Linked DNA regions of Mus musculus: region 1 is linked to region 2. The links are chromatin loops, found by intact Hi-C in ENCODE. Cell type or tissue: left cerebral cortex. All regions are shown on one strand.

Region 1 (8,000 bases), 580 kb before region 2:
AGGGGCATCTGGGTTCTTTCCAGCTTTGGCTATTATAAATAAGGCTGCTATGAACATAGTGGAGCATGTGTCCTTCTTACCAGTTGGAACATCTTCTGGTATATGCCCAGGAGAGGTATTGTGGGATCCTCTGGTAGTACTATGTCCAATTTTCTGAGGAACCGCCAGACTGATTTCCAGAGTGGTTGTACAAGCTTGCAATCCCACCAACAATGGAGGAGTGTTCCTCTTTCTCCACATCCTCACCAGCATCTGCTGTCACCTGAATTTTTGATCTTAGCCATTCTGACTGGTGTGAGGTGGAATCTCAGGGTTCTTTTGATTTGCATTTCTCTGATGATTAAGGATGCTGAACATTTTTTCAAGTGCTTCTCAGCCATTCGGTATTCCTCGGGTGAGAATTCTTTGTTTAGCTCTGAGCCCCATTTTTTAATGGGGTTATTTGATTTTCTGGAGTCCACCTTCTTGAGTTCTTTATATATATTAGATATTAGTCCCCTATCTGATTTAGGATAGGTAAAGATCCTTTCCCAATCTGTTGGTGGCCTTTTTGTCTTATTGACGGTGTCTTTTGCCTTATAGAAGCTTTGCAATTTTATGAGGTCCCATTTGTCGATTCTCGATCTTACAGCACAAGCCATTGCTGTTCTATTCAGGAATTTTTCCCCTGTGCCCATCTCTTCGAGGCTTCTCCCCACTTTCTCCTCTATGTTTCACTGTCTCTGGTTTTATGTGGAGTTCCTTGATCTACTTAGATTTGACCTTAGTACAAGAAGATAGGAATGAGATCCCCGATTCTTAAGGGTGAATCCACCATGGAGAACCTTTAGAATTTTGAGAATGAGACTGTAACTTGTATTTATGCTAAAGCTTGTGTGTGGGTCCCTCACTTAAGTACAGTTTAGTACTGAAAAACCTCCGTTTTGATAACAGTGCTGAATATGTATGGCTGGAGTGCTGTTGGAAACATAGTTTTGTGAGGTGGAGAATCACTTTATTCGTTTTCTTCTTCCCCCCTTCTCTTCCTTGTAGACAAGCTCTATACAAGCAATATATTTTGTATCTTCTGCTGGGAGACATTAATTAAGAGAGACTAAAAACAAAGTATCTGTTGCTTGTGATGCATGTTTATATGTAAACTCCTGGGTTTGTAGACCCCAAGAATAAAGCCGTAAGAAAAAATAGCATTAAGCATTTTCCCAGAGAAGTTGAGAATTCCCACAGGTTAACTGAAGTTCTGGATCTTTGCCTGAGAGGAGGAAACTGTCCCAGAGGGAAGATGCTGCAGGATGCAATTAGTCACACAATGTTGCAGACTTCTGCTCAAGATGACTTTTAAGAGAAATAACAGTTAATTCAGAACTATTATTTAACTGCTATCTTTTGAAAATATTTCCTGTCCTGTGGACTTTTTACATTGTACTCTGAAGCGAATTCAAAGCTTCTGGTTGTAAGGAATACACATGGCTCCATCTGTAGAGAGAACTACATCATAGTCTTTGTGGAAGAAGTTTTGTTAATGTGCTAGTGGCTAGTAGGCTTTCTCTTTCCAGCTTTCTTAGCTCAGATAGAAAATGTTGGCCATTTGAGGAAATAAATAGGCAACGTTTTTGTTGTTGTTGTTGTTGTTTAAGAGAGATTTGTGTCCTTGGCTAATTTGAGATTTCAGGCAGAAGTTTTGTATTGCAACTTAGTTTTAATGAATTTTCTATCTGTTTCGTTTAAGTGTTAAAGGGTGGGTAGATAGAATATGAGAATTATAACACGGAGTGTGAAAGAATAGCAAGTTTAAAGGTTCCCTTTCTTTCTTTCTTTCTTTTTAAGCTATAAGTTTGGACAAGCTGGTGAAGGTTTAGTTAACTATTAGGCACTTATGTAAGCATTAGGTAAATATTTTGGGTATTCTAAATAAGTGTTCCCAAGATGAGAGACCAATTCTTGGACTGAAAGAATGCCGCCTTCTTGCTAGCAGTTTAGCCCACACTGAGCAGTTGGTTCTGGCTGGTGAAGTGGTTGGGTTGAGAGCTAGTGTAGTGGGTGGGACAGTGCAATTACAGCTCCTGTAGTTTTCCCATCCTTTGTTGATCTTACCTCTTCCCCAAAGTTGGCAAAATTTTCTCATTAACTCCTGGGCTGTTAGGAAAGTAACGTTGAAAAGGTATGGTTCCCTTTCTGAAAGAATGTTTTGGAACTCCGCTGTGTTTTTTAAGCCCCCACCCACTTCACCAAATCCAGCAAATGGAAGAAGCCAGGCCTCTAGGGAACCATTCCGCAATTGATACTAGCACAAATGGGAGGGACCAGGGAGCTGCTGAGAGGCCTGCTCCGGCCCAAAATCCTTTGGGGTTTTGGCTTTTGCCCCTAGACGAATTCATTGATCTAAGTTTGGCAGGCAAGAATAGGGAAAATTAGGAGTGTGGAAAGGCTTGGGGGCGGAGGTCAGATACCCATCCTAACCTTCCTCAAAGGCACCTGGACGCCCGTGGAAATCCCTCCCAGGCACTGTAAGCTCTCACCTTTGGAGAGGCAAGTTTCTTTGCAAACCCTAGACACCTGTGTGAGGCGCTCCCCGTGGGAAAGGTGCTGTGGAGGACGCAAGCGCTCAGCCACACTGTTTTCCTCTGTGAGGCTGCGGTCACAATCCCTCCAGAAGTCAAAGCTGTTAGCACGCACAGTCTGCTCTGTCTCCCTTGGTCGCCAGGAACCTAGCCCCACATTCTGTAGCCCGGAGCCCGCTGACGCCTCCAGTTTGCTCCTGGTCCTCTCCCTCCCACCTCTCCACCTCCGAAGTAGCGCTCCAGCCTCGCTCCGCCCGCACAGCCCCAGCGCCCCCGAGCTTTATCAGGCTCCCCACACACATCGCTGGCTTCCTTTGGCACCCGGCGTTGGTGACCCGAGCCGAGCAGCCACCGCCTCCGAGCCCAGTCTCCCTCCTCCCGCCCGTGGGTCACTGCGCCTCCGGGCTTTGCTCCCCAAAGCGCCGCGGCTCCCACCGCCTTTCAGGTTCATCCTGGGCTGGACCTGTTTTGCTCATCCCTAAACCCGGAGAAGTGGAATCTGCACACTGAAACTCTCTGTGGCTGGAGCGGCGGACTGGGCATGCTCAGAAGCCAGGCTTGGCTTTGGTCTCAAGTCGAGGGAAGCTTTTGCACTCGCGAGGCAGCGGCGACTTTAGGGAAAGTTGATCCGAGAGGGGAGGAAGCCCCAAGACGCGGAGCAGCGGCAGGCAGGAGCCCCCGGCAGCCCGGAGGAGCATGGGCACCCTGCGGGATTTACAGTATGCGCTCCAGGAGAAGATCGAGGAGCTGAGGCAGCGGGATGCTCTCATCGATGAGCTGGAGCTGGAGTTGGATCAGAAGGACGAACTGATCCAGAAGCTGCAGAACGAACTGGACAAGTATCGCTCGGTGATCCGGCCGGCCACCCAGCAGGCGCAGAAGCAGAGCGCCAGCACCTTGCAGGGTGAACCGCGCACCAAGCGCCAGGCGATCTCCGCGGAGCCCACCGCCTTCGACATCCAGGATCTCAGCCACGTGACCCTGCCCTTCTACCCCAAGAGCCCACAGTAAGCAGGGTTACGCGCCCGGGTCCATGTGGCGCCCAGGCGGTGGGAAGCTGCGGGTCTCTGTATTGTCTGTCGGCCCCTGCCCCTCCCGCTTGCCATGTCTGTCCTCATCCTCAGAAATGTCTCATTTTCACGGCACTTCTTGAGGGGCTGTGCACGTTTCTCAGGGCCAGACTCCCTGCACATCCGTTGCCTTCGTGTCTTTGTCAGATGCCAAGGTATTTTTAAAATATACATACATATACGTTCATATATGCCACCTACTGTACATAGTTTGGACGCGCCCCAGGTGTGTGTCTGACCGTGTGTGTGAGTGGCTGTTGAACGGAGGAACCAGAATCCCCTTCTTCCCCAAAGCCCCAGCCAACCTGGCCAGCCGGAAAATCCTAACTGCAGGCTCATCAGACTGAAATGAAATGCGTTGATATTACCCTGACTTTCCAAGCTCTTGTGGCTCTCCTGGATTTTTCTACATGCCGCCGGCGCTTCATGCTGGTACCGTTCAAACCTGAGGTTCTGTCACCATCAAAGTGTAAAAGAATAAGAAAATATACATATAAAACAGAAGAATTTTTAAAATTTTCCTGAGTTGGATGACATTTACAATCCATAAATGGAAACCTAGTCTGTTGATTTTTTTTTTAAAAAACAATGTTTTCATAATATCCAAGAGAGAATATTACTTGTTTTTCCTAAAAGAATTTTCACATGGTTCCCAATGAACACTTTCATTTCCCCCCAGAGGGTTAATGTGTTTTCAGGGACAGTGTAGTCAAGCACATGCTATTTCCAGTGGGGACCAAGCTGTGTCTCACATTCAGGTCTCAAGCCACTGTGCTGCTAGCAGTTCTTGTGTGTTAGAGAGCAGTGTAGTTTTAGTGTCAGTAGGATTCATAACTTGGATGGGGACCCTGAATGAAACTTGTTACACAACACTCGAGCCCAGAGTCCATATGGAGAGTGAACAGCAGGGATGGGACAGCAACAGAACCAGAACACCATCTGAATGGCATTTTAATTAATAGTAATGACATAATTGGTAAAGCAGAGGATTCTGTTGTCCTGCTCTTAACTACATAACACGGCTGGATGACACATGTTACATAATAACAGAAGGTCCCTGGGAACCCTTTACTTCATAAACACAGGGGATTCATAAGAAGAGAAAGTAAATGCTTGGTTATTGCCATTTGTATTTCTTGGATGGAAGGGCTCAGAAGTACACATTACATACACTTTTGAGAACTTAAAAGTCAAATCTATACATGCTGGCCCTCCCTACCCCATGAGTCATTTACGGGCTTAGCTAAAGACGGAGTTTGGATTCTGTGGAGTAGGGGAGAGTTGATAAGGAGAAATATTTCTGAGATTTCGACCTGACCGTGTTACCATGATAGATGAGCTGATTTCAATTTGTCTTAGAAACCTGAGTGAACCGAATCCATTGGAGCTTTCTTTGGTAAATTAATTTGCAGTCCCTGGCATGTTCGCCTGTTTCAGCTAACAAGGTACATGGCCATGTCTCCTGGGCCAAGTTTTGCATAATGAAAATATAACTCAGAGGCAGCTTTTTGTATCTTTAACTATTCTATAGGATTGTCATTTTAGTATCTGCAGGACTTTGGAGTAACCCAGAACAAAGTCTGCTCTTATTTAAAAAAAAAAAAGACCATTTTAATAGACTTTTAGACTCAGTATGATCAACCCAGCTGATAACTCTAGTTAAGCATTCTATTTGAGAAAGCCTAAAGAAATCCAGGCAAGGGGAATGAACTACAGAATGTGGTACATTTAGAAGACTTTTGACTATTGGTGTGTGACACAAAACCCTCATGTTTTTATAAACATTCCCAGTGGAAAGTAAAACTAGAGAAGAACATACTTGTAGCATCTCTGTAGGACACTGTATCTGTTGAACCAGGCTTTGCACGCCTGTGTTTATTTGATACCTTTAACAGGCTAGGTTGCTAAGGTGGTATTGCCCTGTGAGTTTTGTAATTCTGAAGGATTATATTGGAGAAAATGGTAAGATTCCTTCCAACTTTAAATATTTTTTGAAAAACATCTGTTCTTTTTTTAACACGTATATAAAGGAAGCCAGAATAAAATTGCCTTGAGTGGTAGTGTACTTTTCTTAGAGGAAATCAAGTATATTATATGCAAAACAGTTATTATCCTATGTGGTTAAAGTGGCTGGACAAGATAGCTTCACATAGAACTAAGACAATGTGCCAATCTAAAAACTTTTTTTGTTTGTTTTGCATTTCAATGTATATTGCTTGAATCATTTTATTATTCTGACTTGCTGGCAACAAGTGTTTATGGTTTTAATCTTTAGTGGAACTTAAATGTAATCACTTTCCTGAAGATTAAGTTATGGTTGAGGCAAAAGTATGTAAGTAGACTGAAATTGATTTAGCTGCATGCTCCCCTTAGTTTTGGGTTGTCTTTCCAGGAGATGCAGTTAACTGAGCAGTTGATGCTCTCTTCGGTTATCTGGTGATTGAGGTGAACCATCTACCATTTCCTTACTGTGGCTGCCTTTTGAGAATTACAAGGTTTTAAAACTCCTTTTTGTTTCCTAACAAACAACTGGTTGTCTGAGTATAAAAAGCAGTACAAAATGTAAAGTAACCCGATAACTTTTATCATCTCGACAATTTTTAGTTGGAATTTTCCCTTTAAGGGGAGACCTGGAAGAGAGCCTCTGTCAGACTCTACTACAGGGGAAGACACTTGTGCTGCACCTGTGAGGTTCAGTGGGGATGTTGGTCTTCCGTAGTCTGTATGGTTATAGCCTTTTAACCCATCTTAGGTTATTTATGAATGTGAGGGGAAGGTCTGGTGTAGTGAGTTGGAATCTGTTTATACTTCTGCCAATGAACTATTTAAGAATGTAAAACCACTAGACTCTGTTCCAAAACACATCAGGCAAAAGGGCCCCCTTAACAATGGAACATACAAACAAAGCTAGTCATCTAGTCCGTGAGATCAGGCCAGCCGACGGTTCACATGAACTTCTATTTCATGACATTTCATTCCTAAAGAGGTACTCGCTGTTCCCAAACCTTTTCCATTTTGCTGTCACCGCCTTCCGTGTCATTTTGATTGGACGATCTTGACTTGAATTCCCATCAAAACTTGTTAATGTCTTGTGTGTTTTTGTAAAGCTGTTGCTTTTTACCCCTGAGGTGGCTTCACTTCAGAGAGGGAGATGACAGGTTCTGTTCTGTTTCATTTTTGTGACTGTGAAATAGTCTGGAAGCATCGGAGGTAAAGGAGACACATAGTTTCCTATTAGGGAGGAATTAAAACATAGAAGACCCTGAGTGATTGTCTAAACCTTAATATTATGTATTCCAAGAGAAACAGGATCTCCTTAAATGCTATGTGTTTAATTTTAAAGGAAGTCATGGAATCACACAATTCCAGTGTTGTTATAAGTAGCCTAATATTAAAACATAGATTTCTTCACAGTATTACACTTCAAATGAGCCTTGCAAATCAGCCCAATAGTTGTATGAGATAATACCTGCCACATGGAAAAATACTGTAAGGCACAGAACCCTTGTTAATAAAGAGTTACCAAGGGACCCAACAATGTCGTACGTACAAGTAAATATTTCAGAACGCTGAGTGACGCGAAATGCAGCCCAGTTCACAAAAAGAGTTGGTGGCTTCTGTGGCTCCCATTGAACTGTATGCTATCAGGAACTCCTCTGAAGGACATGCTATTGCATTGTAGGACTTGGGAAGACTGCTATGATGTAAGCCCTTTATACTGTGAGGGGAGCATGGAAGGGAGTGAGGGATGATACAAACCCTAGCCATCATCAGAGACAGGGTACATCCAGAGAATGGTGGTAACCAGCAGCTTTAGTGGAGTGCCATAGAGGGGACGGAGTATCTCAGGTTCTATGGTCTTATAAAGTGTAATAAGAGAAACTTGTTTTTTAGAATGATCCAGAATCGTATGTGTGTGTGTGTGTGTGTATGTGTGTGTGTGTGTGTGTGTGTGTGTGTGTACACGCGCATGTGTGATCAAGTGCTAGTTATTAGTGGTGAAGCTCTCGGTTCTAACCTTCCACTATAACTACAGCAACTAGGTAAGAATATCTAACCTAGCTAAAAAGCAGGCGATGAAGACTCTTGAAGAAGCCAAGTACCTTTCTGCGTGTTCTCATGGAAAACAGCCGAGTTATCCGCCATAGGCCAGCTCTGCAGATTCTTCACATATCTGGGCAGACTGATGTAGATGGGAATGCAATCTTGTTAGTTATTGAAATTCATCTCCCCTGCTTCCGTGGGGGAGTTAAGGTCTGACCTAAGGTTATTATAATACTTTCCAATTTAAGTTTGAACATTAATTTGACATTACAGCCTATGCAGTGAAACAGAAGTCTGTACAAAGGCTTTATCATGTTATACTGGATCA
Region 2 (8,000 bases):
TCAAATGAGTAAGGTGCTTCCCAGGTCCCCTGTTTTCTATTACAAGTACAACTTGGGGGCTGTGAGTAAAGTGAACACAATCCTTCCCAGTACAAATGCTCTCAGTGCTTAAGAACCTGGAACACAGTATTCCAAAGGACACAGCATGTCTGACGTGGGAGGTATCACAATGGACTGGCAGTGTCTTTGTAGTATTCCAGCTGTTGAACTACATAAAGAATAATTAAAGGTATTTTCACCAGTTTCCTTAGTTTCACCTTTTTCTACGTACGTATTCATGTATCTCTTAAAAAGTTCCTGGTGTATTAAATAAAATGAAACATACAAAATACCTTAATTATACAACCTTTTTATTTAATTTTCATTAAACAATGCAGAGATTTTCTTATAACAAAGACTATAAGAAGTTTTGGGCTAGCAACCGCAATTTCGAAAGCAAGCAATTGGAATTAGCCAGAACTAGCACAAAAGTACAAAACACAAACCAACTTCAGCAAAGGAGAAGCAGAGGAAACCACAGAGAGTTTAACACTAGCACAAAAAACTAAGTCGATGGAAAATAGCCTAGGAATGAAAACTCTGTACACTGAAAATGCTCAAACTTTCCAAGGACAAAGTAGACCCTTGGGTCAGCTCTCTCCCTAAGGCTACTCTTCCCTCTGTAGCTGGGTAGTTAGTTTCCTACAGAGGACTATCACTTGGTCAAGTGGGAACTTGTGCTTGTTTCTGCTCATTAACTAGATATGACATGGTGTCTAGGTGCCACACACTTAATGTCAAAAAATAGTATGGTAGCTCTAAAGGAAATGTATTAAATTCCACACTCCTTATTTTAAAACACATCTGATAGGAATGTATGTTATGACCAAATGGCTCTTGAGAGTTCTAAGAAATAAAATACTAAGTTGAGCAGAGCTGTCAGATCACTTGGGCCTCAGTTCTAGTTAAGCTGATGGCAGGAAAGTACTTTGTGAAAGTTATCAAACTGTAAGACACGTCAAAATTCGAAGACTAAGATTTTTTAACTTCTGATTCCTGCTGACCAAATGGATTCCATCTGCGTATGGATAGTGGTTTATCAAGAACCTGGGTGGGAGCTTTACTGAAAAACCCTCCATTACTCAAGAAAGTCCGACCCCATGTCTAACTGCTATTTTCAGATGACATGAAAAAACTACTTACAACCAGACTTGGTGCTTAAGAATTTTTTTAGAGAAATGTATTAGGAAATCACTTGAGTCTCCTCAGAGGCGGCTTTATATAATTCAGCTGACACTACAACTATTCTGCAAAATCACCAGGTGGGACCAGGCAAGAATATTAGTTGTCTCAAAAAAGTCAGGTAAATGAAAATTACCTTTTTACAGATAACAATGCTTAAAAAAAAAAAAACAAAAACAAAAAAAACCCTACATCTACACCACAGACTGTTAGCTCCAATATTTCAAAATAATTCCAAAATAACTAAACATTAATCTTATTACTCTACAGTATTTTGGTTTACCAAAAAGTGTATCTTAAGATGCTGACATTCAGTTAATATACAACCAAAAACCTTTAAACCATCTTAGTATATCAATACTGTAACAAGTCACTTTCAATTTTTATGTAGTTCCCAGCTTACTCGGGATTTTTAAAGACGCAGTTAACAAAGTGCAGACATGTTATTCCTCCTGCATCTTCCTCATAGCCTTACTTGGTGGATGATGTAGTTATTTTCAGGGTACGTGGTAGAGTAACAGTGACAAAGTGAACAGGCCCACTCCTTCCACTCCATAACCTCCATCAAAAAGCTAAAAGGGAAGCAGAAAGTGACAGGACTAGAAGAAAGATTAAGATCTAGGGAGAAGGAAACCTTAAATGGTTAAAGTGTGCGAACACAGAAGACAGCTTTTTGCACCACTTCATGCCACAGAATAAACTCTGAAGGAGTAACTAAGTGCTTCTTAGTTGAAAACCATTCAAGAAGCCCCAGTGGATTTCTGGATTTGTTCCTTTAAAATCAAAATGCTCTGCCTTTGTTCGGGAGGCAGCATGGCAATCTGATCCGCAGTCAGCTGGAGAACCTGCATGATCAAAGCTGCTTTTTCTTGATCTTGTGGAGTTACCTGGCTTTGCCCAGGGCTAAAACTGCTAGGCTGGCCTCCACCTTGCTTACTGGCTCCTTGCATGCCAGCTCCCTGCATCCCTCCTTGCATGCTAGCTCCCTGCATCCCTGCTTGCATGCCAGCTCCCTGCATCCCTCCTCCTTGCATGCCTGCTCCTTGCATCCCTCCTCCTTGCATACCTGCTCCCTGCATCCCTCCTCCTTGTATACCTGCCCCCTGCATGGTACCTCCAGGATTTCCCACTCCTGCAATATTTGGAACCTGTCTAGGTCCCTGAGGGCCACCTGCCCCCATATTAATAGGGCCAGGACCCTGGATTCCACCAGTCATCGGACCTCTGGAACTAGGGCCAGGGCCCCTCATCTCTAGTCCTCTTGCATCCATGCCTCTGGTTTCCATCGCGCAGGTCTCCATCCTTCTCTCCATTCCTCGTGGCTCCAAGACCTCAGTTTCCATGGGCCGAGTCTCCATCCCTCGAGATTCTCTACCTCCTCTACCATCCATAGGTAGACCTCTCTGATCTATCATGGGACCTCTGGGCTCTCCAATTAGCATTCTGGGATCTGCTGCCAATGGTCCTCCTCTCATATCATGTGAGGCAGGGCCACGGTTGTCATGACCATGATGCATTGGAGGACCCTGATGGGGTGGTCCCATATAGCCCCTGGGCTCTACTTCTCCAGTCACTGAGAGCAAAGTCCCTCCACGTGGGTCATTTGGAGCATCTCCCAGTAGTCCTCGAGGAGGTATGCCACCAGAAGGCATGGGTCCACGAGGCATCGGAGGTCTAGGATCTGATATCTGCATCTGTCCTCGCTCCAGGGGCACTGGACCAACCACTGGCATGCCAACTTGTGGCTGCATTGCTCCTCCTGGAGTTAAGGAACCAGGTCCAGGTCCAGGAACTGCAGCTGGTATTGGCCCCGGAGCTGGAATTCCTCCCTGGATAGAGGTCTGCATCAGAGGTGGAATGTCCTTCACAGGTCTTCTTGGCAGATGCTGAGGCTGAGGGGCAGGAGGATTCTGTTGGTTCAACATGACGTTAGGTCCCGGGCAGAGGCCAGGGGCAGGGCCGGGGCCAGGGCCGCCAGGCCCACTAGGCCCAGGCCCACCAGGGCCAGGCCCAGAGACCGGCTGAGATTTGCCTGGGATCAGTGGTGTGACATGTATCTTACGATGCAAAATTTTCAGTGCAATCTCTGGATCCATGATTCTCATCACCACTTGTGCCTGCAGCAAAGCATACGCCAACTGTGGGTTCTGAAGTAGCATGTTTCGAGCTTCCTGGTGACTGTTCTGGACACACAACTTCATCTGCTTCATGAGCTCAAACATCTGCTCTGGGGGCAAGCTGGCGACTGCTCTAGTAATCGATTCTGGAGCATCTTCTGGGTCGATAGGGTCCCCATAGGGGGAGTCAATGATGGGGGCCGCCGGGCCTAAGCTCTTTAACTCCTCCTTGTTCTTTTCGCTGGCGGCATTGTCCACCCGAAGCGCTCTCCCACTAAACTCTCGCCCATTGAGGTTTCGCATGGCACTGAGCGCAGTCTCCTGGTCTTGGTACTCGCAGAAGCCATAACCCTTGGGCTTCCCAGTCTCTCTATCGTAGACGAGACGGAAACTGACAACTGAACCAACCTCTGAGAAAATGTCCTTTAACTGCTCCTCCGTCGCCTCATACGGAATGTTCCCCACGAACACCGAACGCAGCGATCGATCCATGGCTGGGTCTCTGACCGCCAAACTCGACATGATTGCTGCCGAGAGGACAGCGGAGATTGAATTCGTCTAAGGGTCGTCCTCTGGCGAACCACACTTCCGCTCTGTAACGGAAGCAGATAGCAAGCTCCGGACAGAAACCTTTCTGTTAGGAATCTGTAGTTCCGTTAGGCCGCAGACACTGCTTCCTGAGACCGGACTAATTTATCTAACGCCTTCCGCCCCGGGCCGTGAGCTCGGTTGTCCGCGCCTACTTACTGACAACAGGATTCCGTTCCATGGTCCTATTGGTCGAGTTTTCCCGGCGTCCCGCCCCCGCTTCCTGCGGGCACAGGATGCACTACGACTGACCTCATTAAAAATGGCCGATCGGGCTTCCATGGGGTAACCGGCAGCGTCTGTGTTTCCACACACTCGGGGCTGTTTTCATTGCGTTCCACCGGCGGGAAACCGCAAGCCGGAAGCTGATTTAAGGCTTAATGTGTTTTCACAGCTTTCGTTTAGTGTAGGATAATAGAAATATTTAAAATTATATCCAATATTATGAGGTAAAAATATTGTTATTTATCCCTTAAAATAGCTTAACAACATTAAACATAATTATCGCAAAGATAAAATAGCGCTTCTGTCAGCCGCAGCCCCGCCCCCAAGCTATGGCTTGTTCAAACTGTTACCAAGTCCAGGGTCTTCCCTGGTATCTTCTGTGTGCGCAGGTTGTTGTGTGATCATTTCTCTCTCCCCTTACAAATTTTAATTGACATCAATGCTAAAGTGGAATTAACTAAAAAGTATGACTGCAGAGTCTGGATTAATCGACTAAACTTTTATTGTACACATATAAGTAGTTGTGATTTTATTTATTATTTAGAGACAAGGTCTCTATGTAGTCCTATCCTGGAGCGCAGGCTGACCTCCAGCTCCCAGAATCCTCCGCTGGGCTTAAAGGTGTGCACCACCACCGCCCACTTCTCTTGCCAGTTTTGTACTTTAAATACTGCCATTTTATTTTAAATGACCAAACATAATTTTCACTGTTTTAACTTGGAAAAAAATTCAAAAAATATCATGGTTTATATTTTGTTTTGTTCTTGGTTTTGTTTTTGTTTTTTGAGACAGAGTTTGTCTGTGTAGCCCTGGCTGCCCTAGAACTTAGTCTGTAGATGAGGCTGGCGTTGAACTCAAGAGATCCACCTACCTCTGCCTTCCAAGTGCTGGGCTTAAAGGAGTGGGCCACTACACCCAGATATGTGTTATGTTAATGTAGATGGTATATTTTTACATTCAGTTGTCAATTAATTCAATAAATTAAGTTATCAGGTATACTAAAACAAATTTTGTTATTTTAATACAGGGCCCTTCTACAGCCCAGGTTGGCCTGAAAAATTCACTGTGTATGTAGTTTAAGCTGTCTTCAAATTTGCAATCCTCCTGCTTCTCCCAGTGTATGCTGGGATTAGAGGCAAGCACCACAAGCCTTATCTTTACCTGATGGTCAAAGAAAACACAGTAACCAACAAACAAAGCAACACGTGGGGCCTATGAGATACTTAAAGGTTTTAAAACATTAAATAAAACATTCACCATAAATTAGGCATGGCGGCTCATCTTTAATCCTAGCACTTGGGATACTTCCAGGACATCCCGGAGCTCTTTATGTCTAGTTCCAAGCTGGTGATGGCACACTGAGAGACACTCAACACTTTAACACTTGTGTCTGTTAAATACTATCAGCTTAGTCCCTTGTAGAAATGGTGTTTAAGCCGGGCGGTGGTGGCGCACGCCTTTAATCCCAGCACTCGGGAGGCAGAGGCAGGCGGGTTTCTGAGTTCAAGGCCAGCCTGGTCTACAGAGTGAGTTCCAGGACAGCCAGGGCTACACAGAGAAACCCTGTCTCAAAAAACAAAACAAAACAAAACAAACAAACAAACAAAAAAACCCAAAAGACAAAAAAAAAAAAAAGGAAGGAAGGAAAGAAAGAAGAAAGAAAGAAAGAAAGAAGGAAGAGAAGAAAGAAAGAAAAGAAATGGTGTTTAATATTTACTCTGAATTACTTTGAGCATCTATCAGTCAAATTAAAAACTAACTGCCAGGCTGGTAAGATGGCTCAGTAGGTAAGGAGCACCCGACTGCTCTTCTGAAGGTCCAGAGTTCAAATCCCAGCAACCACATGGTGGCTCACAACCATCCATAATGAGATCTGACTCCATCTTCTGGAGTGTCTGAAGACAGCTACACTTACATATAATAAATAAATAAATCTTAAAAAAAAAAACTAACTGCCTTGACTAAAAATGTACGTGTTTTCAACAAACAAGACTAACCAACAAAACCACCCAAATCTCTGACATATTTGGCAAATGTGGTATTTACAGCAGGGGTGGTCACACAAGTCTGGAAAGCCTAAGACAGGCTCAGGCTCATTTTGAGCTCAAGGATAGCATGGACTATATACTGAGTTGTAGGCAAACCCGGGATATATGTAAAACCTCCCCTCTCCTTTTAGCTATTTTCAGAGATGAAATTCTACACAAAATTGTAAATACTGTAGTCTTTGTGAGTCTGTAAAGTATATTAAAACACTAAATAAAATAAAATTCACCATAAACTGGGTATGGTGGATCACACCTTTAATCTGAGTATTTGAGACACTTCCAGGACAGCTTGGTTTACATATCTAGTTTCAAGCTCGTTGTAGATACTCTGTGAGGCCCTCAAAACATAAATAAATAAGATACACTTTAAAAGAGTTCACTATAGATAAAGCATATCAAATCTAGACATATTCTTAAGATATTTTGAAAAGTTTTACCCTTCTGAGAATTAACTTGAGGACCTCAAGTCTACTACTAAATTATAATCCCCAGGGACATTTTTTATTTGTCTTGGTCTCTTAAGGAATAAGCGAAACACTCCACAAAGTTTTTTTCTAGTCCCTCCCCCTTCCTGTAGCTTAAAAATAATTCAATTTTCCCTTGGATTCAAGTAGTTCGTCATCCGGACCTTTCTGTTGATAGTAAATCTTTTGCCTCTTAGTAGAATTGTGACTTTGCATCTATAAAATCACTCAAGGAAATATGTAGGTCTTTTTATCCCTTGACCATCTGCCTCACATTTCTTATTCCATAAATATCTTTCCAAACACCGACAGTTCAGCAGTGTGAAAACCAATTTGTTAGAACAAATTCTCTGCATGAGTTTTGTGTACTGTTTTATCAGACTCACAAGTAAAAAATATCACCTCAAAAACGAAAGTTTTCCATGCCTCTCATATAAGAAACACAGATTCTGTTTGCTGAAGCCTAAAGGTAATTTAATGAAGTTCGTAATTGGAGAACTATCCCACTTCAAGGGGAGAATCATACAATCAATATGTAGATGATAGGTTAATATGTATAGATGAGGTGTTTTTTTGCTTGTTTATTTGGGTTTCTTTTGTTTTTGTTGTTTTGTTTTGTTCACCTGTGTAGCCTCAGTCCCTGAAGCTTAATCTGTGGAGTTCCGATTATTTCACTATTTGAATGATTTAAAATTTCTTTAGAGTTTGAGTATTAACAAACCATTTAACCTAGAAAGAAACCAGAGACATTAAATGGCACAGTCCCAATTGTAACTGCCTGCTGCCAGGATGCCTATTGTCTTATTCTTAGATCGATGATAATTCCTCCAGGAGACAATTTTTAAGGATGCGGTGAAGTATCTAGAAATGGAATAAAGTAATCCAGAAAGATCTATATTTCTAAAGAAGGCTTCCTGGTAGAAATGGTACTGCGGGATGGCTCACAATCTATTGCAGACAAATGGAACAGAAGCGATTCAGACAGCAGCTGCACTTGGCCAAGATTTGACATTGGGACTTGGTGGGTTTTTTTTTATGACCTAGAAGCAAGCTAAGATGCATGGCTATCATGTGATGGAACTTAGTATAACAGCTCTGACAATGAAATTCATGAAAAGAGTTGTGATAGTAAAGTCAGTAGGCTTCTTTTTGCCTCTTGATAGCAGAGGCTCATAAAAGCCAATCATATTGAGTTAGCTTCCAGCTGAGCTTTTCAATCCTTTTCACCTGTGTGTGGCATCTGGTCTTCCTACCTTTAACATCCTCTAAATGGAGCTTCGTTTTTGCTACTCATCCCTCATCACTTTGTGTACTTTTCTCTGGCTGACCAGTGCACT

The links. A loop is a pair of places that touch in the nucleus more often than their neighbours do. Peaks named below come from ENCODE experiments on the same cell type or tissue, not always from the same donor. Only the 100,000 strongest peaks of a DNase experiment are listed, where the experiment ranks them.
Region 1: it touches region 2 in a loop (5-fold over the local background); 3 of 42 quality-filtered maps call a loop at or near these places.

The regions. Positions count from the first base shown.
Region 1 is chr19:31,659,536-31,667,535 of GRCm38, reverse strand. Prkg1 (protein kinase, cGMP-dependent, type I) reads left to right here and starts at 3,166. Exons shown (of 18, transcript NM_011160.3): 1 at 3,166-3,565. The coding sequence starts at 3,255. In left cerebral cortex, no CTCF peak of the experiment used is centred here; DNase peaks (open chromatin) are centred at 3,876, 4,495, 4,891, 5,401 and 4 more places; H3K4me3 peaks cover 3,909 bases; H3K27ac peaks cover 2,624 bases.
Region 2 is chr19:31,078,926-31,086,925 of GRCm38, reverse strand. All of the region lies in intron 3 of Prkg1 (protein kinase, cGMP-dependent, type I), which reads left to right. It overlaps Cstf2t (cleavage stimulation factor, 3' pre-RNA subunit 2, tau), which reads right to left and starts at 4,085. Exons shown (of 1, transcript NM_031249.2): 1 at 334-4,085. The coding sequence starts at 3,860. The coding sequence ends at 1,962. In left cerebral cortex, no CTCF peak of the experiment used is centred here; DNase peaks (open chromatin) are centred at 3,425, 4,099, 4,723 and 6,928; H3K4me3 peaks cover 2,241 bases; H3K27ac peaks cover 1,069 bases.